Regions from separate parts of the Homo sapiens genome. Here region 1 is linked to region 2. A link is an interaction called in ENCODE POLR2A ChIA-PET data of the cell type or tissue named here. Cell type or tissue: MCF 10A. All regions are shown on one strand. Links, peaks and the distances in the headings refer to the core of each region. The heading gives the core; the rest is flanking DNA.

What was found. ChIA-PET counts read pairs that join two places held together with the same protein. Peaks named below come from ENCODE experiments on the same cell type or tissue, not always from the same donor. Only the 100,000 strongest peaks of a DNase experiment are listed, where the experiment ranks them.
Region 1: POLR2A ChIA-PET joins it to region 2 with 10 read pairs; 5 of 35 experiments call an interaction of 5 or more read pairs at or near these places.

The regions. Positions count from the first base shown.
Region 1 is chr12:15,752,680-15,764,342 of GRCh38, reverse strand. All of the region lies in intron 1 of EPS8 (EGFR pathway substrate 8, signaling adaptor), which reads left to right. Among named protein-coding and RNA genes, the nearest start is that of EPS8, 31 kb to the left of the region's middle. In MCF 10A, for the core only: no CTCF peak of the experiment used is centred there; a DNase peak (open chromatin) is centred at 6,292.
Region 2 is chr12:15,656,686-15,668,348 of GRCh38, reverse strand. EPS8 (EGFR pathway substrate 8, signaling adaptor) reads left to right here. Exons shown (of 21, transcript NM_004447.6): 7 at 1,827-1,909; 8 at 2,457-2,593; 9 at 6,250-6,323; 10 at 7,609-7,735; 11 at 9,764-9,852; 12 at 10,196-10,270. Among named protein-coding and RNA genes, the nearest start is that of EPS8, 130 kb to the left of the region's middle. In MCF 10A, for the core only: no CTCF peak of the experiment used is centred there; DNase peaks (open chromatin) are centred at 3,688 and 5,508.

The DNA of each region.
Region 1 (11,663 bases), core at 4,737-8,736, 95 kb before region 2:
GTGTCCCCACCCAAAGCTCATCTTGAATTGTAGCTTGCATAATTCCCATGTGTCATGAGAGGGACCCGGTGGGAGGTAACTGAATCATGGGGGTGGGTCTTTCCCGTGGTGCTGTTCTTGTGACAGTGAATAAGTCTCACGAGATCTGATGGTTTTATAAAGGGGAGTTCCCCTGCATATGCTCTCTTGCCTGCTACCATGTAAGATGTTACTTTGCTCCTCCTTCACCTTTGGACATGATTATGAGGCCTCCCTAGCCATGTGGAACTGTGAGTCCATTAAACCTCTTTTCCTTTATAAATTAGTCTCAGGTATGTCTATTATTAGTGTGAGAATATACTAATACACTGATAGAATATTTTTCAAATTCCAGCTTTGTGTGAATACCATGCCGAATATTGTTGTGAATGAAAAACTAGTCATAGTTTTCATAATAGCAAGAAATCTACTTGAGAGGTAATTAATTTTTGTATACCTTTGTAAAAAAGTATGGGGACATAAATAGGGGTAGAGGCATTGGATTATGTATGTTCTGTGTGTGAAATCATTCTGGAATTTGTGATTTTGATGTCTAGAGTACAACACTGGCTATGGTATGGGAAGGCTACATAAAAATTTCATAAACAGGATGGAGAAAGAAGAGTGCCATGCAGCGTGTGCATATATAGCCTTGGGAGTTTAGTTTTTTTCTAATTTTATCATCTAGATGAGAGCAGCATACTTTTCTTTATAAATACTGTTTAAAGTTGAGAATCTCTGAGTCTTTTCCATTAAGGAACAGAGGCCCCTTGTTGTGAAGCTGGCACAGTCACTGGTGCAGGATGGTAAATTGCCTTGCTGTCAACTCTCCTCTGCCTCTTATTTTGTTGCCTCAAACATACATTGTTGGAAGACTAAGGCAATGATCAGGCTCTTTCTGTGTTCTCTGATTAGTGTACTTTCTCCATTTATTTTGGAATTGACCCACATGTGCCATCTTTTAGGGTTGTTGAATATTGTATTCCTTATTTCATTGCCTTGCTTTGCATTTTTATTTATTTTTTACCAACTTGGAAAGTTTAATGTTTGAACCCAGTCAGATATCACTATTAAGCATTAGCATACACACTCATTTTCCCTCCTATCCAGGTATGATTATAGTCTGTCTTAGGAAAAAAAACAACAACAAGCAACTCCTATCTATTTTAAAATATAAGCCTGTATGAGTAATACTAACTGTAATCTTTTATTTAATGTTTTCTTTTTAAATTATGTATTTTTGCTTTTTGTGGGTATATAAAAGGTGTATATGTTTATGGGGGTACATGAGATGTTTTGATACAGGCATGTAACACATAATAATCACATCATGGAAAATGGGCTATCTATTCCTCAAGCATTTACCCTTTGTGTTACAAACAATCCAATTATACTATTTTAGCTATTTTAAAAATAGCTGTAACCACTATGCAGAATAGTACAATTAAATTATTATTGACTATAGTCACCCTGTTGTGCTATCAAATACTAGGTCTTATTCTTTTTAACTATTTTTTAATACTCATTAACCATATCCCCACTTCACCTTCCCAGCCTCTGGTAACCATCCTTCTATACTCTCTCTCCATGAGTTCAATTGTTTTTATTTCTAGATTCTGCAAATAAATGAGAACATATGATGTTTTTCTGTGCCTGGCTTATTTCACTTAACGTAATGACTTCCAGTTCCACCTGTATTGTTGCAAATGACAGGATTCATTTTATGAATAGTACTCCATTGTGTATAAGTACCACATTTACTTTATCCATTCATCTGTTGATGGACACTTAGGTTGCTTCCAAATCTTGGTGATTGTAAACAGTGCTGCAACAAATATGGGAGTGCAGATATCCCTTTGATATACTGATTTCCTTTCTTTTGGGTCTATACCTAGCAGCGCGATTGCTGGATCATAATGTAGCTCTCCTTTTAGTTTTTTGAGGCACCGCCAAACTGTTCTGCATAGCGGTTGCAGTAATTTACATCGCCACCAACAGTGTATGAGGGTTCCCTTTTCTCTACATCCTTGTCGGCATTTGTTATTGTCTGTCTTTTGGATAAAAGCCATCTTAACTAGCATGAGATGATATCTTATTGTAGTTTTAATTTGCATTTCTCTGATGATCAGTGATGTTGAGCACCTTTTCGTATGCCTGTTTGCCATTTGTATGTCTTCCTTTGAGAAATTTCTATTCAAATATTTTGCCCATTTTTTGAATGGATTATTAGATGTTTTCTTGTAGAGTTGTTTGAGCTCTATATATATTCTGATTATTAATCTCTTTTCAGATGGATAGTTTGCAAATATATTTTCTCTGATTCTGTGGGTTGTCTCTTCACTTTGTTGTTTCATTTGCTATTCAGAAGGTTTTTAACTTGATATGATCCCATTTGTCCCTTTTCGTTTTGGTTGCCTGTTCTCGTGAGGTATTACTCAAGAAATTTTCACCTAGTTCAGTGTCCTGGAGAGTTTCCCCAATGTTTTCTTGTAGTAGTTTCATAGTTTGAGGTCTTAGATTGAAGTCTTTAATCTATTTAGCTTTGATTTTTGGATGTGGCGAGAGATAGGGGTCTAGTTTCCTTCTTCTGGATATGGATATCCAGTTTTCCCAGCGCCATTTATTGAAGAGTCTGTCTTTTCCCCAGTGTATGTTCTTGGCACCTTTGTTGAAAATGAGTCGACTGTAGATGTGTGGATTTGTTTCTGGGTTCTCTATTCTTTTCTATTGGTCTATGTGTCTGTTTTTATTCCAGTTCCATGCCTTTTTGGTTACTATAGCTCCATAGTATAATTTGAAATCAGGTAATGTGATTCTTCCAGTTTTGTTCTTTTTGATTAGGATAGCTTTGGGTATACTGGGTCTTTTGTGGGTCCATATAAATTTTAGGATTGTTTTTTCTATTTCTGTGAAGAATGTCATGGATATTTTGACAGGGATTTCATTGAATCTGTAGATTGCTTTGGGAAGTATGGAAATTTTAACAATATTGATTCTTTCAATCCATGAACATAGAATATTTTCCATTTTTTGGTGTCCTCTTGAATTTCTTTCATCAGTGTTTTATAGTTTTCATGATAGAGATTCTTCACTTCTTTAGTTAATTCCTAGGTATTTAATTTTATGTGTGGCTGTTGTAAATGGGATTACTTTTTTTTTCTTTTTCAGATTGTTGTCTGTTGGCATGTAGAAATGCTACTGATTTTTGTAATTTGATTATATATACTGCAACTTTAATGAATTTATCAGTTTTAATAGTTTTTGATGTGGTGTCTTTAGGTTTTTCCAAATATAAGATCATATCATCTGCAGACAAGGATAATTTGGGTTTTTCTTTTCCAATTTGGATGCCCTTTCTTTCTTTCTCTTGTCTGATTGCTCTAGCTAGGAGTACTGCATTGAATAATAATGGTGAAAGTGGGCATACTTCCTGTGTGCCAGATCTTAGAGGAAAGGCTTATCAGGTTTTCCCCATTCAATATGATACTAGTTGTGGGACTGTCATATATGGCTTTTATTATGTTAAGGTATATTCTTTCTGTTCCCAGCTTTTTGAGGGTTTTTATCATGAAGGGATGTTAAATTTAATCAAATGCATTTTTGGCATCAATTGATATGATTATATGGTTTTTGTCCTTCATTCTGTTGATGGGATGTGTCACATTGATGGATTTGTTTATGTTGAACCATTCTTGTATTGGTGGGATTTATCCCACCTGGTTATGATGAATGATCTTTTAAAGGTATTATTGAATTCGGTTTGCTGGTATTTGTTTGAGGATTTGTGCATCAATATTTATTGGAGATATGGCTCATAGTTTCCCTTTTTGGTATGTCTTTGGTTCTGTTATCAGGGTAATACTGGGCTTATAGAATGAGTTTGGAAGTATTACCCTCTCCTCTATGTTTTCAGAATAGTTTGAGTAGGATTCGTATTAATTCTTCTTTAAATGTTTTGTAGAATTTAGCAGTGAAGCCATTGGGTCTTGGGCTTTTATTTTACTGGGAGATTTTTTATTACACCTTCAATTTTATTACTTATTTTTGGTCTGTTCAGGTTTTGGATTTCTTCATAGTTCAATCTTAGTAGGTTGTGTGTGTCTAGGAATTTGTCCATTTCTTCTAGATTTTCCAGTTTATTGGCATATAGTTGCTCTTAGTAGCCACTAATGATCCTTTGAATTTCTGTGGTATCAGCTGTAATGTCTACTTTTTCATCTCTGATTTTATTTACTTAGATCTTTCTTTCTTTCTTAGTATGGCTAAAGGTTCATCAATTTTGTTTATTTAGAAAACCAACTTTTAGTTTCATTGATTTTTTTTATATTTTCTTCTTTTTAATTTCTCTTATTTCTGCTCTGATCTTTATCATTTCCTTTTTTCTATGAATTTTGGGTTTGGTTTGCTCTTGCTTTTCTAGTTCTTTAAGATGCATTGTTGGGTTATTTGAAGTTTTTCTTCTTTTTTGATGTAGGCACTTATAGCTATAAACTTTCCTGTTAGTACTGCTTTTGCTGTTTCACATAGGTTTTGGTATGTTGTGTTTCCATTATCATTTGTTTCAAGAAATTCTTCAATTTCCTTCTTAGTTTCTTCATTGACCCAGTGGTCATTCGTGAGCATATTGTTTAATTTCCTTGTACTAGTATATTTTCCAAAATTTCTCTTGTTATTGATTTCTAGTTTTATTCCTTTGTGGTCAGGGAAGATGCTTGATACTATTTCAAGTTTTCTGAATGTTTAGACACTTGTTTTGTGACCTAACATATGGTCTATCTGTAACCATAATTTTATAATGAAAACACAATTGGAATTCTGTTTTTCCTACTGAAGTTTAAGAGACTGAAGACTTTTTAGTGTATAAAGGTTTAATTTGTCAGTGCTAGTATCTTTCTTAATGGATAAATATTAAATACAGTAGATGGTCATTATAATTTTTTTATTGCATAAAATTAGTTGTGTTGAATCAGATCAAAATTATGGAAGTATAGCTAATTGTTGCCTTCAAAGCATAATATACATTTATTTGGCAAGAAACTATTCAGCTTCCCAATTGAATTAATAGATGTTCCTTTTAAAATTAGTCAGTTAATCAAAACATGTTTTTTGAGGCATTTTTAGTGTATTATAGCACTCTGTTGGCAATTATGAAATCCAAAAGAAAACATAGGGGATATAACAATACCATATTATGAAATATTAACACATAAGCTAATTTTGATAATATGGTTTATATAAGAAGTATTGGAGAAGGGAGAAAGTTTAATTCCCCTGCATCTTTTAATTAAAAAATTTTAAAAAAAAATCTGTAGAAGAATCCAGAATCCAGGCTGGAGTGCATTGAATAGTACAGTGAACATATATGCTTCCTCCCCATTCACTGATTATTAGCATTTTACAGTATTTGAATGTGTTCTTCCCTGCCCCCTTGTATACATGTATGTATATTTCCCTGCCTCCAACCATTTGTTAGTAGGCCGCAGACATTAAGGCACTTCATCACTGATTATATATCTCCTAAGAACAAGGACATTCTCCTACATAACCACTATATCACTTTCATACTGAAAAAATTTAGCACTCATTGAATATTATCAGCTATACAGTCTATTTTCAAATTTCTGCAATCATATGAAAATTGCCTTCATAGCTCTTTTGTTTGTTTAAGCTAGGATCTAATCAAGGCCAATGTGTTGCGTTTAGTTATCTTGTCTCTGACAGGCCTTCTTTAATCTGTACCAGTGCTGTACAGTATGGTAGCCACTAGCCACATGTGAAATTGAAATTGATTAAACTTTAATTCAGTTCCTTACATACCAGCAACATTTCAAGTGCTCAATGGTCATATGTGGCTAATGGATACTCTGTTGAACAGCACGACCATGGAAAGTTCTATTGGAGAGATCTGGAATGTACCCCACCTCTTTTTGTCTTTGTGAAATTGATTTTTTGGAGTTCAGGCCAGTTGTCTTGTTGAATGTTCTACGTTATAGATTTGTCTTGTTTCTTCATGATTAGATTCAGGTTGTGGCAGATTGTATCTTTCAAAACTAGCTACACTAAGATACTTGGCCTATCTCACATCCTTTTTAAAAATGTGACTGACATTCCTGCAGCTGAGAGGTGGGGTCTTTGCTCTCCTTGGATGTGGACAAGGGCATGTGACTGACAGGTGACCAATGAAGTAAGGTAGAAGTCATGCTATGTGACTTAAGACTGGCTCACTCTTTCCTGGTATGCTGGCACTGGGGACTTAGTCATCACACTGTGAGGAAGCCTAGGCGGTGTGAAGATGTTACACAACTCCAGCTAAGGTCTCAAGCTGACAGTGAATAGGCCTTCAGATGATTCCAACCGCTGGCTTTTGAGTTTTCCAGTTGAGTAGGCATGAGGAGCAGATAGCTGTTCCAGCTGAGATCTGTCAGAATTCTTGATGCAAAGAAACTGTGAGAGCTAGTACCTTACGCTATTGTTCTTCTAAGCTGCTAAGTTTTGAGGAATTTATTACAGAGCAGTAAATAACTAATGCACAGGTTAAACAGTATTACAAGAGTACTGCATAAATGATGGTCTGCATTTCCTGTTGCATCACATTAGGGGGCATGTAATGTCAGTGTGACTTGTTACTGATGAGGCTTGATCACTTAAGTGGTGGCCACTTCATCTTTTTCTTTTTCTTTTTCTTTTTTTTTTCTTCAGACGGAGTCTCGCTCTGTTGCCAGGCTGGAGTGCAGTGGCGCGATCTCAACTCACTGCAACTTCTGGCTCCTGGGTTCAAGCGATTCTCCTGCCTCAGCCTCCTGAGCAACTGGGATTACAGGCATGCGCCACCACGCCTAGCTAATTTTTGTATTTTTTAGTAGAGATGAGGTTTCACCGTGTTGGCCAGGATGGTCTCGATCTCCTGACTTTGTGATCTGCCCACCTCAGCCTCCCAAAGTTCTGGGATTCCAGGTGTGAGCCACTGTGCCTGGCCCATCTCTTCATCTTAAATAAATACCTTTACCTCTTTGTTATTAATATGCAATCTGAAGGAAAGTTTAATTTTGGATAGAATCAGCTTCCACCAAGTTTCTTGTCAAGAACATTTCACTCTACACCACTGTTTTGAGGGTATTTAAAATGGTAACAATTTTAGAAATCATTTTATTCAGTCTCTCCATTTTGTAGCTTGATTTAATAAATATTTCTAGGTTTCTATTACAGTTACTAGGGACATAAAATTTATGAGATATGATCATTATCCACTTGGAGCTTATGGATGAAAACTAACATGAATGGCATTTAAGGGGTGTAGATTGGGTAATACTTAATTTGTATTTCAAGATGATTCAACTGAAAGGTTTTTATTTTCCAAAAGACTAAAATGATGTTATTATGATGACTGTAGACTCTAGTCTCCCAAGGCTGGTCAATGCTGTTTTCTGAATTATTTTCTTATCACACAGAATTAAAAGAAAACACATTTTAAGTGCACTCTTATGTTAGACGTTCTGTTAGTCCTGTAGTTTAGGGGTTTGACTGTATCTTTTTCTGAAGATAGAAATATATGTGTTTTAAAATATAGATCTGTCATGTTCCAAATTTCTTCCTACGTAAATAAGAAATAGTGAGCTAAATGAATGTCTGTGAAGTGAAGGCTGTCAGGATACTGTTGTATGATTTTTGAAAAAATATAAGGTACAATGTATTAACGAAGTATGCTAGTATCTAATATATTGTCCTAAATAGTTGTTGATTGGGTAAATTCTATATAGATGAACCATGCTTTTTAATACTGGTTGCATGCTTATGAAAAAAAGTGGATCAAAGGTAACTATATAGAGCCTTTAAAGTTTTTCTGCCAATATGAAACCATAGTTTTCTTATTGTGTTTGTTTATTTGGTTCTGATATAAGAATAATTAAGAAATACATTTTTCATTTGTTTTTGGTTTGATACTGGCAAATTTACTTATATTTTTCTGTCCCAAATTCTATTTGAATTTCTTGGTAGAACATATAATTGAAGACAAAGAAGAAATATGTCCATTTATTTCATTGTTATCTCTTTCTGGTAGAACCCTGTTGTCTAGACTACTTTGCTAATGTGGTCAGACTCATGATACTTAATTTCTTTGTAGGCTCTACAGTTTCACCTGTTACTTGCTGCTAGACTGAATATTTAGCAACATTTTTTCCTAAGTAACTGGCTACAGGAAAAACTCCATAAATGATTGAATAAATCAATCAACAGTTTAGTAAGTTAAGTCAGACTACAACTGTTGCCAAGTAAAATGGTGTTATATCTTTATACAGAGGGAAGATGTGATTAGAGCTGCTTCAGAATTATAGGAAGATATAAGAGTAATCCTATCTAGGTGGGGAAGGAGCAATCAAAATACAAATCAGTTCTGGAAAGTGTACAATTCTGAGAGGCAAGTTGCGATAGGAAGCTCTGTATGTTTAACTCTGGGAGGGTGAGATAAAGGTGAAAGAATATAGAATTATTTAAGAAATGGAGCAAAACTACAGAGTAAAGAGTTAATGTAGGGACAGGAAGGAATCATTGGGGGAAGACTTTTGAATGGCAGCAGACAGGAAGGGACGAGGGTGGAGAGAAAGCTAAATTTTTGAGTGGAGGTGTGGGTTTGGGTACTTAGGATAAAGAGACCAGTTTAAGGATTTGCCGAGGAGGGAACCCATAGAAAGAGATCACTGCTTCAGGTGGTTCCAAGATGAATACTTTCTTTTTTTGGATACATTTAGTGCTTTACATTTGCTTTTTGTGCTAAATCCTTTACTAAGTTTATCATTTCATGCAATACCTGCAACAACCCAGTGACAACATCTTTATTTTACATATGAAAGAAACAGGCTCAGAGAGATTGCTCGAAAATCAGTGGTCCTTCTGAGATGTCAGAAGCTCATCTTGGTGGGAAAGGGGGAAAGCCAGAGTTTCAGGAGTTCAGCTTACCTTGCCCCTTTTCTCCTCCAACAACAGTATCTCAGTTTTAATCTGTTGAATATATAGGTTTTGCATGTAAGATTTCATGTCAAGAAAAAAGCAAAGGCTGGGTGCAGCAGCTCATGTCTGTAATCTCAAGATGAATACTTTCAAGTGTCAAGGAGAACTTGATTTTCCAACAACTTGAAAACAGAAGGAATTGGCTGATAGACTGCAGAGGCTCTGAAAGTGTGCCTCTAGATGAGTGATGTCATCTATACTCACCTTTGGTAGATGTAATCTGTATTCAGCTTCTCTCCTGACATCTCTAACCACTAGGATCAAGCTGACCTGACCACTGGACAGCATTCTGGGTATGCGCACATCAGGCCAAGGTGGTATCTTGATTTGCAGTCGCAAGGTTTAGGCTTCAGAGGGGAAGCAGCACTGCTTCCCTTTCTACCTTGGAGAAGTGGAGTAGAAAGTAACCAGGTGGCAGAAATGCCCAGGGAGCTTAATGATTGCATTGGCCTTGTCACATCACAATATCACAGCACACATTGCTCAGCCAGTCCACATTCCTGTCTCTAACACTTGGGGGAAAAAGAGAGCTAATATTGTTGTTCTAATTTTGTAAGCTAATATGGTAGAGACTTTTTTGTTGGTTTCTTTCACAAATTTCATTCACATTTTTAGTGAAATCTTGTGGACTATTTACTTGGAACACATGAAGTTGGGTGTTCAAAGAAGGAAAAATAATTTCCAATTATGGAAAAAGGGTTTGAGAGTTCTCTGGATCTCTTTATCTATGGTGGCGTATATGACTGTTGCTCTGTTTGGACAGGGTCTAAGGATGAATAGCTATTCACTTATTCCTCACTTGCTTTCAAGCCATGCCAACTACTAAATCCTCAGATCAGCTACTAAATAAAACAAGAATATGTTATTATGTGACTCATCCTTCTTGTTTTTCCCCCTGTATTTCAAATTTAAAATGGTGTCGTGTGAAGAGATTCAAGATTTCCATTCCTGCTTTTCCCTTTCCTGCCAAGCTCATGACCTCTGCCAGCTCCATCTTTTCCTTCCTCTGCTTACAGTTTTGGTTTGAGTTCTGGATTCTTGGAGTTTATAGAACAAGAGTCATTTAAACTCTTTTTTTTTTTTTTCCAAATGGAACAAGTGTCTTAATTGAGGTCAGGCCAACACTTAGTGTGACAGAATCTTCTCCTCACCTTCCTTGGGACAGAGAGAATTCATGCCAAGGAGAATGGTGTGAAACTGTGAACCCAAAGAGTGTCCATTGGGATAAAGCTGATGCCCAGTTGGAGGCACAGCACAGTGACTGTTTTGCCAGGCTCTGTTGTTCTGTTTGGTCCCAAGCCAGATGGTGGCCTGGTGGGTGAACCATTGGCTCTGGCCTTTCTTTCACCTCCTCAGGTATAAGATGAAATACCCAGCTGTCCCTTTCCTTGCATGAGTGACCCTCTGGAAACAGTAATTGCCCTCATTGTTACTTAATGTTTACATGATTTTGTTTAAATTTGGCTTTTAAAAAATATGGTTTATTGGTAGTATGAAAGTATCAAATTAATAAAATTCAGGAGTGGAATTTATTTAACACCATATTCGAGTTTAAACAGAGCTTCTGGAGTGAGCATGAGAGAGGAAGTGGGCAGATTTGAATGAGATTGAACGAGTATAGTTCATGTATTATATATATCATTATTTTGATCACTAGAAATACGTTCAAGATGTGCTTGCATTAGAGTTTTTATTACGTGTTATCTTTTAGCCACTTTGTAACATACATAAGATGGAAATGAGCATCCAAGGTCTCCCTCAAATGGAAATATATCCACTGAATCTGATGCGACTTATGCTTTTGTCCCTGGATTGTACTGTAGTATTAGTTATGCCTTATCTGTATAATGGTAAAAGCAATAGCATTTACAGGTCTTACGATTTGTCCAGTCTCAACTGTAGTAGGAGCTATTTGAAGCTATCAAGAAGGAATTCTGAAAAAGACACAAAGACCTTGTCATTCTACAGAGCTTCATCGAGATCTTCCATTTTCATACCAGCTTTGATTTCTATGATTATGATGCATTACTAGTAGCATTCTTACAATTTTACTTAATTTTGGCTTTATTAAAAAATCTTTTTAAAAGTAACAAGAAACATCTCGGAATTTTCTTGATAATGTTTCGGAGACACATAAATGTTTCTAAACAAAGCAAAATTACTTTGGCATGTTGCAGGGGACAGGGGTGGTAGGGGTGGTGCATGTCTTCCTGCTGTGGCCCTGTCCAGAGTCTCTTGTTCAGCCCTGGATTTGCAGCTCAAAGAGATATCCTAATTTCTGAAGGATCTAGTTGCTGCCTGAGTCACATTTCTTTAAGCCACAGAGCTATAAATAAATGATGGTTATCCCACAATTGCCCCTTTTACCATAATGTAACTGAAATGATGCAACTAATATTGTTGATGTTGTTAGGAAAGTAATGGTTCTTGCCTTGCCTTTCTCATAGGATTTTATGATAATGCAATGAGATAGTGGATTCAAAGGTATTTTTAAGGTGTTATGTGACTGATAAATATAAAGAGGCATTACAATTATTACTGTTATTACAATTAATTTTCCTACTATTTTTATCATGACCAACATCATCATTATTAATATCTTCACTGTCGGGGTATAACTTCTCAGGCCCATCTCCTCT
Region 2 (11,663 bases), core at 3,525-7,524:
TGATCTTTTCTGTGTTTTTTGACATTTAAAGATGATAGATAAAGTAAGATTGACTGTAAACTGTATTTTATAATTTTCTTCTAATTTCAATTTACGTCATGGATGACTTTCTAAAAACCTTCTTCTAAAAGAACTGGCATTTAGGTAATTTGTGTAAGTGATATTCATCAGATTTTTGTATAGTGCCTTTTGAAAGTCATAGTATATTATAATTTTTGTAAGGTTAGATATATTCAGTCAATAAATATTAAAGGGAATATTTTGCTTTAAAAATATAGTGAAATTTAATTCAAACATTTTTATAAACCAGAGGCCTAAGTTGAAAAACATTTCAAATTTGATGTTTGTATCTGTGTTCTAAAAAGCCCCCCCCGGGAGCTAAAAGTTACTATGCTGTGAAAAGTTTCTGGATTTTAGGTTTGGGAACAAATGGCTTGCTTTACTTGATATGGAATGGTAATGATAATGGATTCAAAATGTATTTACTGAATATAGTTTTGTCCTAACCCCAAAAGCTCACATACCACGAAGCACTGTATGCATTTACTCATTAGTTTCATACTCTGCATATGAGACATTTTTCGCTTGGCTGGTTAAAAATATAGAGGCAATGAAAAACGCAGTTTCTTTTATATGGCTCATTGTGCAATATTGCTTTTGATTTTTAAAGTTTCTTTATTATAGGACTTCATGCAATGCTCCTGCCCACCTTTGCAGTAAAATTTTTCTTAGAAATATAATAGCCCCAGTATAAGAAGTTGAAGATTCCTAGGCATCTTCAGTTTTCATTTTGGGTTTTTTTAAATAATTATTTTTAATTAAATATCTTTTCATCTTCAGTTTTAGTATCCTATGTAACAGAAAGCCTTTGACACGATATTTGTAATGTCTTATTGAAACTAAATGCTCTTAGGAAGTCACACTGGACTGGGATGCATTGGCCTCTCATTTAACTAGCAATGTGACCTTGGCCAGGCCCTTTTATACAAGTACTCCTCAGTTTTATTAATTAGAAGGAACTGATGAGATGCTCTTTTAAATATCCCATCATTTCTAAAGTTTTATGATTATCGATGCTTACTGTAAAAGAAATACAACATACATATTTGAGAAAACATTACAGAGAACAGGGAGGCCCAAACATAGATGGTGCATCTCATCAACATTCTAATATAGAGTAATGATCACTGGCTCTAAACAAACTTTGCAACCAAACAGAAACTTCGTATCTGCTAATCTCACGTTGCTCCCCAAGAAAAATCTAACTGAATGTTCTGGAAAAGTAGTGGAAAAGTTAATTGTTTGCAGAAAGTTAACTTTTACCTGAAGTGACAAAATAAAGTGGTTACCCAAAGGGGTAAAACCTAGCGTTGGAGTTTATCTTATGGGTGTAGTAGATTTGCCTTAAACTCAAAGATTTGTTTTGCTGGGTTAATGGGTGTCCAGTGGATCTTGAGGATGAGAAAGGGAAGGAACTCTGTTCTATGTGTGGGAGCCTCTAACCCCTTAATTTCTACCCAATTAGAGATTTTTACTCAGTTTCATTTTTAGCGTGTACATATCCTTTCTATCATTGCCTTTATTCAAGGATAGTTTCCCTTTAAGATAATCATTAAAAATTTCTTCAGTTTTTAAAATCTTATCATTATATAGTTCACCATTATAAAAACCACAAGAGTCATGTTTTGCAAGATTTTTATAAAAAGACTTTTTACATCAAGATACTTACTGATTCAGACAAGGAACAATCCCTTTTTCTGTTTTAAACTACATATCAAGACTCAGAAAAATCCATAAACTTTCAGGTAACTTGTGTCTCTTTGCAGGCAAACCTAATTAGTGAAGATATTGAAAGTGCAATCAGTGACAGTAAAGGAGGGAAACAGAAGAGGCGGCCCGACGCCCTGAGGTAAAAGCATTGAAAGAAATCAAGGAGTGGAATTGATTTGTTTCTAAGGCTTTTTTCCCCAAAGAGTTAGAAAAATTATTTTCTATGGAAGTATATTATTGTATTGTATAGATCATAACCTGTAGTCTCAACACATTTGTTCTCCCAAGTTTGTCAGTGTGTTTACTCCTCTTCTCTCCATATTTTTGGTCTTTCTCTGATATGGCTTCACTTGTGTTGGAAGTCACAGAGTCATGAAAGATGAGTGGCATTTTAAGAGAAGGTATCCTAGGGAAATACAAGCTAGACAGTAGGATTGTAATTGTTCCATGGCCCTTTCAAATCACATAAGACTCAGAAGGAAAATCAACCTAGTTTTCAGCTGACTATTAATTTTTTTATTTCATATGCATTCATAAATATGCATAATGTGTAATGCTTAGGAAATCCTTATTGTCCCTTGACATAGTTCTTTTTGAATTTTAATAACTAGTACCACAAGTTGAGTTAATTGATATGTTATAGAAATAGAGATGGTAAAAATTCTATTTGTTTTCATCTTTTTAAGGATGATTTCCAATGCAGACCCTAGTATACCGCCTCCACCCAGAGCTCCTGCCCCTGCGCCCCCTGGGACCGTCACCCAGGTGGATGTTAGAAGTCGAGTGGCAGCCTGGTCTGCATGGGCAGCCGACCAAGGGGACTGTGAGTCTTCCTAGAATTAATACTTATTGAACACTTACTTTGGGTTGGGACATAGTTCTTGCTTTCAAATTCTGATGCTGATTTCAGAACTGAAGCTTGAGGTTAGTTTTTAAAAAATCAACTCTGGCCGGGCGCAGTGGCTCATGCCTGTAATCCCAGTGCTTTGGGAGGCCGAGGCGGGCGGATCACCTGAGGTCAGGAGTTTGAGACCAGCATGACCAATATGATGAAACCCCGTCTCTATTAAAAATACAAAAATTAGGTGGGTGTGGTGGCATGCGCCTATAATCCTAGCTACTGGGATGGTTGAGACAGGAGAATCACTTGAACCGGGAGGCGGAGGTTGCAGTAAGCTGAGATCACGCCATTGCACCCCAGCCTGGACAACAAGACCAAAACTCCATTTCAAAAAAAAAAAAAATCAAATCTTAGATAAAATAAAGTTAAGCCTTGAATTTTGTTAAGATTATTATCTGTAAGAGTTTAGACCCACCATTTAATAAATATGGTATTAGGGTTAGAGTCTTTTTATTTTTTTAATGCTAAGAGGAAGTTTTACTTGATTGACAAAAAGATGGCAACAAAATATATACAGGTTTTTCTTAAAGATTGCACTTAACATTCTTTCCATTTTTTATTATCTAACTAGAGTCCCTTTTTGGACAAGTTTGTCATATTCATGGAAAGGTTGTCAGGACAGTGGTTGGCTGCTGGCAGTGGAGAAGGGTAAAAGGTATCCATCATATGACTGTTCTTGTCAAGTGGGCCCTATGAGCGTGGCATCATTTCACCTTGGCATTCTGTTTAAAAACAATTATAACATAGAACTTAGTGTTACTTTTTATATGTTAGAATATTTTACTAGAATCTGAAATGTTTATAACTAAAAAAATGCCTTAAAATATGTTTGGTCTAGTATCTTCATTTTAAGGACGAATAAATTGTGATTCAGCAGGCTCCAATCTGATGAACTCTAGAGCCTCATTCTTTTGCCGCTACTCCAGTGGAACTTCTTAACTTCTTATTCTTTATCCAGTAAAGTATTATTCACACAGGGTATCTGGCACTATAGTTAAACGATATAACTCATTTCCAAAAATGAGTCACCTCGGACTCTACTTTGGATGTGCAGAGTAAAAGTTGGACTCTGAAGCAAGACCTGATATGTCTACCTGTGTGGTCTTGGGAAGTTATCTCTCTGTACTTCGGTCTCATCTCTGAAATGGGGATAATAATTCATGGGTTGCTCTGAATCTGAAAGTAAATAATGTTTATGGTAGTACCTACTACAAAATAGTAAGCATAATTTGTGGTTTTCATTTTGCCAAATTGAGTTCATTTTCTTTCTGAATTGTTTTCTATTTTGTTTAGGTTTCTTGTATTCTTAAAGGTTTTTTCAGAGGTTGAAATGTAAGCCGAGCTACCAAAGATATGAAAAAAAGAATTCTTTGATGCATTTATTTAAAAAAAAATTAATTAACAGAGATATGTAGTTTAATTTTATAACAGTTTCCGTTTTCATAAGTTATGTAAATTTGTATTGATCTGCTTTGTATTTAAAATGTGTTTAAAAGACAGTAATTTATTGTATTCTATACTTTTTGTGTACTTATGGTGTTTTTGTTGTTACTGTTTCGATGAAGAGGGTCTGAAGTAGAGGAAGGATAAGACAAGTTTACAGACATTCTGAACAAACCTGTAAAAATATATGTTGAACCTAATATATATAATATATATTATGTATATTATATGTTGAACCATATATATATGTGTGTGTGTATATATATATATATATATATATATATATTATTTTTTTTTTTTTTTTTTTTTTTTTTGAGATGGAGTGTTGCTCTGTCACCCAGGCTGGAGTGCAGTGGTGCGATCTCAGCTTACTGCAACCTTTGTCTCCTGGTTCAAGCGATTCTCCTGCCTCAGCCTCCCAAGTAGCTGGGATTACAGGCGTGTGCCACCATACCTGGCTAATTTTGTATTTTTAGTAGAGATGGAGTTTCACTGTGTTAGCCAGGATTGTCTTGATCTCCTGACCTCGTGATCCTCCCGCCTCAGCCTCTGAAAGTGCTGGAATTACAGGCGTGAGCCACCATGCCCTGCTGAACCTAATATAATTTATAACAAAGACAGAATTTATCCCTAGGGGTTTCTGAGCTTTCATTAAATTTTATCTGAAATATTTTCTGCAATGTCATCTGTTTAAGTGAGATAAGGCTTTCAGAACTTCTAATTTACCACTAGCCTAAACAGAAGACTTATTATATCAGGTTTGGCCTGGGTCCAGTCCAGTTTTTAGTTGGAAAGCCCCTCAGGAGGAATATCTTTTTGGTTCCTCTGGATGCTCCAGCTGACTCAGGCTGAACTGCTTCTCCGTTGAATCCCTGAGGCATATCTACCCCTGACTTCCAAAGGTGATCTCTGTGGAATAGCGCCAGTGGCACTAGGGTTCCTAGTCGTGTTTCAGACCTGACAGAGCCCAAGAAATACCATATCTCCCCCTCACTGTGCCCTCCAAATGATATTTTTTGGGGCCTCTGTAGAGTTCCTAATAGCTATTTCAACCTCAACTTAGTACTTTCTGTGGTAGTCCACTACAACCAAGGTAGCAGCTATCTATGTGTAAAATAGTAGCTAACTGGCAAGATTTCATAGATAGAAATTTTAATTATCTTAAAGTAGTTAACAGCCGCTAATTAAGTTTCATAAGACACGATGATTTCTTCTTTCTTTTTTTTTTTTTTTTTGTTGGCAAGTGTTCCAGTTACAGGTAAAGTTAGTGTAAAGGAAGAATAGCAATACAAAGTGTCCAATTTTTTTTTGCAGTTCTCTCTATTGAACATCATGAGTCACGATGATGTATCATGAGTTGTATTTCCATTTGTGGTGTTACGTTTCTGTTGTTCCATCCATATATTTTGAAATTTATTCTACCATGAGATATCTGTAACAACTCTCTGTGTTTAGAGGCAGTATTAACTGACTCATACCAGGAAGGAGTTCATGATAATAACTTCATGATTAACATCATGCTGTAGCCAACTGAGCAACCTTAATACCCTGAATGGTCTTAAGACATTTATTTTTTAATGTGAAAATTTCTGTCTGCTTTTAAAGCATGTAGCTTAAAATTAATGAGCCCAACATTGTGGGTTTTAAGCTTAATTACACTAGAATTTTAAGAAGCACTCTGCTGTCAGAACTCCGAAAGCTTTATTGTAGTCACAGTGTTGGAATGTATAAAAATTATAGCTCTGTTGCATTAGAACTTAGTTGACCAGCTTTTGAGAAGTAAAAGCTTGACTGCTGGTTTATATTTCTGGCTTGTGTAGGAATTAAAGGGTGCTAAGTTAAGGTTGGTTCTACAGGTAGCTGACTCAGGGAAGAGAGAGAATGGGGTGATATTACAAGGTAAATTAACATCATAAAGTTGAGAGGACTAATACTTAAGCTCTGCTCAACTGCTCCTGTTAGTATTGACAAGGATGCATTTCATGGCTGATGAGCACAGTTTTGACTTGTGTATCCAGTGGAGGTGTTCCCTTTGGCAAATGGTCCTCCTTTTTAACTAATTTTTATGTTTTAATTGTCTGTATTGGTATTGTGGGAGTAAAAGATTGAAAGACTTATGATTGTCCTTTCTATAGTTGAGAAACCAAGGCAGTATCATGAGCAGGAAGAAACACCTGAGATGATGGCAGCCCGCATTGACAGAGATGTGGTAAGTACAGGAGTCGCCTTTAGATCACTGGCTTTTCTTTTAAGAGGAAAAAGAAAACTTCATAAGAAAATGAAGCTGATTTAAATAGAGATATTTTATGGAAACCATGTTTTCTGTTACCTGTGATGGCTATGCCCTTTGAATTTGCCCTTTGAATTATTTTCTCGTTAAACATTTTTGCCTTTATGCCAATATTTAGTTAGTAGACTTGGGCTATGATAGAAGAATCAGCTTATTAACTAGTTTACATTGGAACTTAGGCTGAATTATTAGATTTCAGGAATGGTACAATTTTTATTTTATTATCGTTTGTAATTCATAATTGAAATATCTTTTTAATATGTCTTCTTGGCATTTATTAACAATGTATTTTAGAATACCTAAGAGATAAAAGTTAAGTGGCATTTTTAAAGGATAGATTTGTAAATCGTAAAGCTTTTATAAAAGATAATGCTACATTTGTTTTCTTTATAGTGATTTACAGAATGAGAATGCTGTAAATGCTTTATTATAGCATTTTCATTCTTTAAATGAGATCTAGAATATGATGTTAATACATTACTTTTTATACCATATACATGTTACCAGCTTATTGAGAAACAAATACTGAAAGGAATTTGAAATTTCTAATTCAATTTTTACAGCACACTATTACATGTTATACTTAAAAGTTTAACCCCAATTTGTAGTCTTAAATTAGAAGAATGTCAAGTTTCACACATACTGGAGAAAGGCAACTAAGACTATAGTATATAAGATAATCAAATTCATTCCAGTGATCTCTGAAAGCATGGTGCATTATTCTATTTTGTCATGTGGAAACTCTTATTAATGCTTAGTATCCTAGACTAGCTATTAGGTTATCACAACAATCTGTATACCTTTAATTCCATGAAGTAATATTGTCAGTGCTTTATTGGGACATTTATCAGTAAAGCAAAAATGTCAGTGCTCTTCTAACAAAACCTATTTTAGAATTTTCCTCCTAACTGTGTGGGAGAACACTGAGAAAATTAGAGTAATTGAAAATAATAATCTGAGCAGATATTGTGAATGCTTCCTTGATGACATTGAAAATAGAGCAAAAGTAAGCTAAAGAAAAATGTAAATGTCAGAATATGGCTATAGGTATATTTAGTTTGATTCTTGTAATTAGTAATAAACTTGAAATTGGCATGTGGGCTGCTTCCTTTTCTAAAAAAACCTTTCTATTATTTACTAACAGAGTACAGCTAAGGTAAAAATAGTTTTGTTTTATATTTTATTCTATAATTTCTAATTTCAGCAAATCTTAAACCACATTTTGGATGACATTGAATTTTTTATCACAAAACTCCAAAAAGCAGCAGAAGCATTTTCTGAGCTTTCTAAAAGGAAGAAAAACAAGAAAGGTAAAAGGAAAGGACCAGGAGGTAAGTTGGATTTTCTTAATCTTCTAATGCCTGGTTAGATCTCCAGTACTGGCTGGGCGCAGTGGCTCACACCTGTAATCCCAGCACTTTGGGAGGCCGAGGCGGGTGTATCATCTAAGGTCAGGAGTTCGAGACTAGCCTGACCAATGTGATGAAACCCCGTCTCTACTAAAAATACAAAAATTAGCCGGGCATGGTGGCATGTGCCTGTAATCCCAGCTACTTGGGAGGCTGAGACAGGAGAATTGCTTGAACCTAGCAGGCGGAGGTTGCAGTGAGCTAAGATCACACCATTGCACTCCAGCCTGGAAACTCCATGTCAAAAAAAAAAAAAAAGAACTCTGGTACTAGGCAGAGTTTTGACCCTCAAGAACTACTTAGCAAAACTTCATTGACTGTGGACTAGGGTTCCTCTTCTAGTTTTGGGGTAGCACTTGAGATTTAGGCAAAGAGTAAGATGAACTCAGGGAAGAGTCCATTTTGGTTATAAGTCAGCTATAGTGAAGAAAGATCCTGGAATGTTTTACCTAAATCACAGAGACTGAGATTCAGGCAGTGACCATCTATCTGTAGTTTTCATTAGTTATTGTAAAATTAAGTATCTGTTAAAGAAAGACATAGCTCTATTCTTGTAGTTGGATTTATTCTGTTGTAAACTAGAACCATATTATTTGTTAAATAAAAGGGTTGACTTACTAAAATATTTAAAAGTTTCAACAGATTTGAATTTTTTATCACAAAACTTTAAACGGTACATTCAGGTCACATACAAAGTCACATACAGACAATTTTGAAGTATGCTGCAGTTCAGCTATTTAAAATGGCCTCAGCTATATAAAATTAAAATTATGGAAGTAATGTTTATACTTCCTCTGACAAAATGGTAGAGATTGAAAGATATAAAATAGTAAATAAATATCCCTTTCATTACAGATAACTTCCAAATCTTTCTGTAGCACATATTTGTATAATGAGCATATGACCTTTGGCTTTATCTTCTGCATGTGAATACATGGATGTGCTTCCTCTCCACATATTCTGAAATTAAGTACTATTGCTTCCTGGTATCTTAAACCACTTATTCCTTTTGAAATTCTCTATGAAAGGTATACTATCCTCTTGATCACCCAGATTCAAAACCACAGATTCTTCTGTGACTTCATTCTCTTGCTTATAGCCAACATCAATTTTATTTTCTCAACATCTCCTGTATCCAGTTTTTTCCCTTTTCATTTTCATATCTAGTTCAAGCTACTATCATTTTTTTTAACCCTGCTTTCGAAGCAGTCTTTAAGCCTCTACTTTTTCATGCTGTGAGAACAATCTTCTTAAAGCTCTCAGTCACTTCATTCTTCTGCTGTAAAGCACGCTAGTTCCATGTTCTATTGATTTAAGTACAACTGTTCGCCCTGGAAATCAAGGTTATCCACAATCTAACCTTGATCTACCCTTCCATTCTCATGTTTCTCTCCTTTTGTTTGTTGTTTCGTATACATGCAATTCCCCCTTTCCTTGTTTTTGCTTATGCTGTTTTTATCCAACCATGATGTTTTTCCCACCACATCACCCTGGACCAAACTTTTTCAAATCCCATCTTATAAGCTACTTTCTCCATCTAATACCTTTTAAGTATCCATTTCCTTATCTCCCAACCAGGTAAGTCTCTTCTCATAACGATTGGTACTTCTCTTGTTATTTATCTGATTCATGTATTTTATTAGCTTTTAAGGCCCTTAGAGCAGGGCTTGTCAGTTACTCACTTGCACAATGTCTGCCATAGAGAAAGGCTACAATGTATGTTTATGGAATTAAATGAGTAATTTGTAGTGCCTAAGGATAGAGCAATCCATTTTGAAATTTGTATCTTCTCAGTTTGTTACAGTCAGACTATGAGATGTAGCACGGTAACTAGGTAGCATGTCTGATGAGATCTTCAAACTTTACAGACATAAATGTGGTTTTTGTTTTTCCATTTAATAAATTTCCTTGGATTTTGCTCTGATCCTCTCCTCTCGCTTATTTCATTAGAGGGTGTTTTAACGCTGCGGGCAAAACCTCCACCTCCTGATGAATTTCTTGACTGTTTCCAAAAGTTTAAACACGGATTTAACCTTCTGGTAAGTGAAATTTATGTATATAGAATTAGAAGAAATAAATGGAAAAGGTGAAAATCTAGTCAGGATGTTTCTGATTAAATTAAGAAATAAAATTGTTTTTATAGATTTTGTGGGGGTGTGTATGTTTTGATTTGCCTTCAGTTAAAACAGCAAATTTTAAAACATATATATCTAAGAGACTTGATTGAAAAACAATGACTTCTATTCTCACTCTATCCATGCTAAAGAATATATTAAAACTGAATCTGGTGGTAAAGACCGTCCCCTCTGTGTCTATGTTGGACCTTTCTGAGTGTCTGTCTTGCTTGATAGTAATCTGTTTTCTGTTTTCTTCATGTTGCAGGCCAAACTGAAGTCTCATATTCAGAATCCTAGTGCTGCAGATTTGGTTCACTTTTTGTTTACTCCATTAAATATGGTGAGATTTTATTAGTTTAAGAAAGAATCGTTCTTAGTATATTTTTTAACCCCAAGTGTCTGTCTGGATTATCTAGACTGCTTTTCTTCATTACCTTGCGTGGGTACTATTTCTTTGCCATTTGTGTAAACATCAAGAATGTAAAATTTGAGAATTTAAAAGAACCCTGTAAATCATCTAGTTTAAGCACCTTATTTTATAGTTGAGGAAACTGGTATCTCTGACAGTGCTAGGGATATGAAAAGAAATAAAGATTTATTGGATACCAGTATTTCAACGTATACTAGTATATAATATCCAGTGCCTTGAATAACGTAGATGTTTTTCTCATTCTCACAAAATAATCATGAGAAGTCTAGTTCTTGATGGATGGTTTGCTCCATGAAGTCATTCAGAGACCCATGTTCTTTTTATCGAGGTGTTCCTTCATCTCTTGAACTGTCTCTGACTTGTTTATTCATTTATGCACTGGTTCTACAAATACAAATTGAGAGCCTTCTATGTGCTTGGCTTTATAGTAGCCCATCAGGAACAAAACAGACAAAAATTCTTACCTTCTTAGAACTTATATTGTAACATAGTGGGGTAGCCAATAACCTAAATAAATGTCTGCATAATACAGTAGTCTAAAAATCACGTGCTATGCAGAAAAATAGAGGAGTGAAGGAAAACTGGGAGTTCCCCAGGGGGATGCACGCATGTGTCTATGTGTGTGGGAAACGGAGTGTTGCACTTTTTGAGTAGGGTTGGTTAAAGGAAGCCTCACTGAGAAGATGTCATTGGAGTAAAGGAAGTAAGGAATGGGTCATGTGGATCCCTGAAAGAAGAGAATTCCAGACGAAGAATAGTTAACGTATAAATGTTCTGAGGTGATAACATGCAAAGCATGTTCTTGGAATAAGTAGAGCTGTGACTTCAACAGAATGAAGAAAAGATTAGAAAGAGATGATATCAGCAGGGTAACAGGAAGACACATCCTGTTGGTCTTTATAAGGGATTGGGAGACCTTTGACAACTGAAGAGTTTTCAGCAGAAAAGGATTGCCCTGGCTATAATGTTTAGAAATTTTGGGGAAGAAAAAGCTAGGGTCATTATTAAAATAATCCAGATGGGGGATTATGGTGCTTGGACCTGGTAGCATTGGAGGTGATGAGAAGTCTGATTTGGTTATAAATTTGCTGCTAGATTGGATATACTGTGCAAGAGCCAAGGATAGCTCCCAGATTTTTGGCCTAAGACTAACAGGATGGAGTGATGATTAACTAAGATGGGGAAGACTGGGTAGAGCAGGTTTTTGGAGGTTGGTGAAAAATTCAGTTTTAAACATATCAAAATTGAGTTGTATCCAGATGGGGAAATTTGAATTGATCGTTGAGTATATGAATTTGGAGTT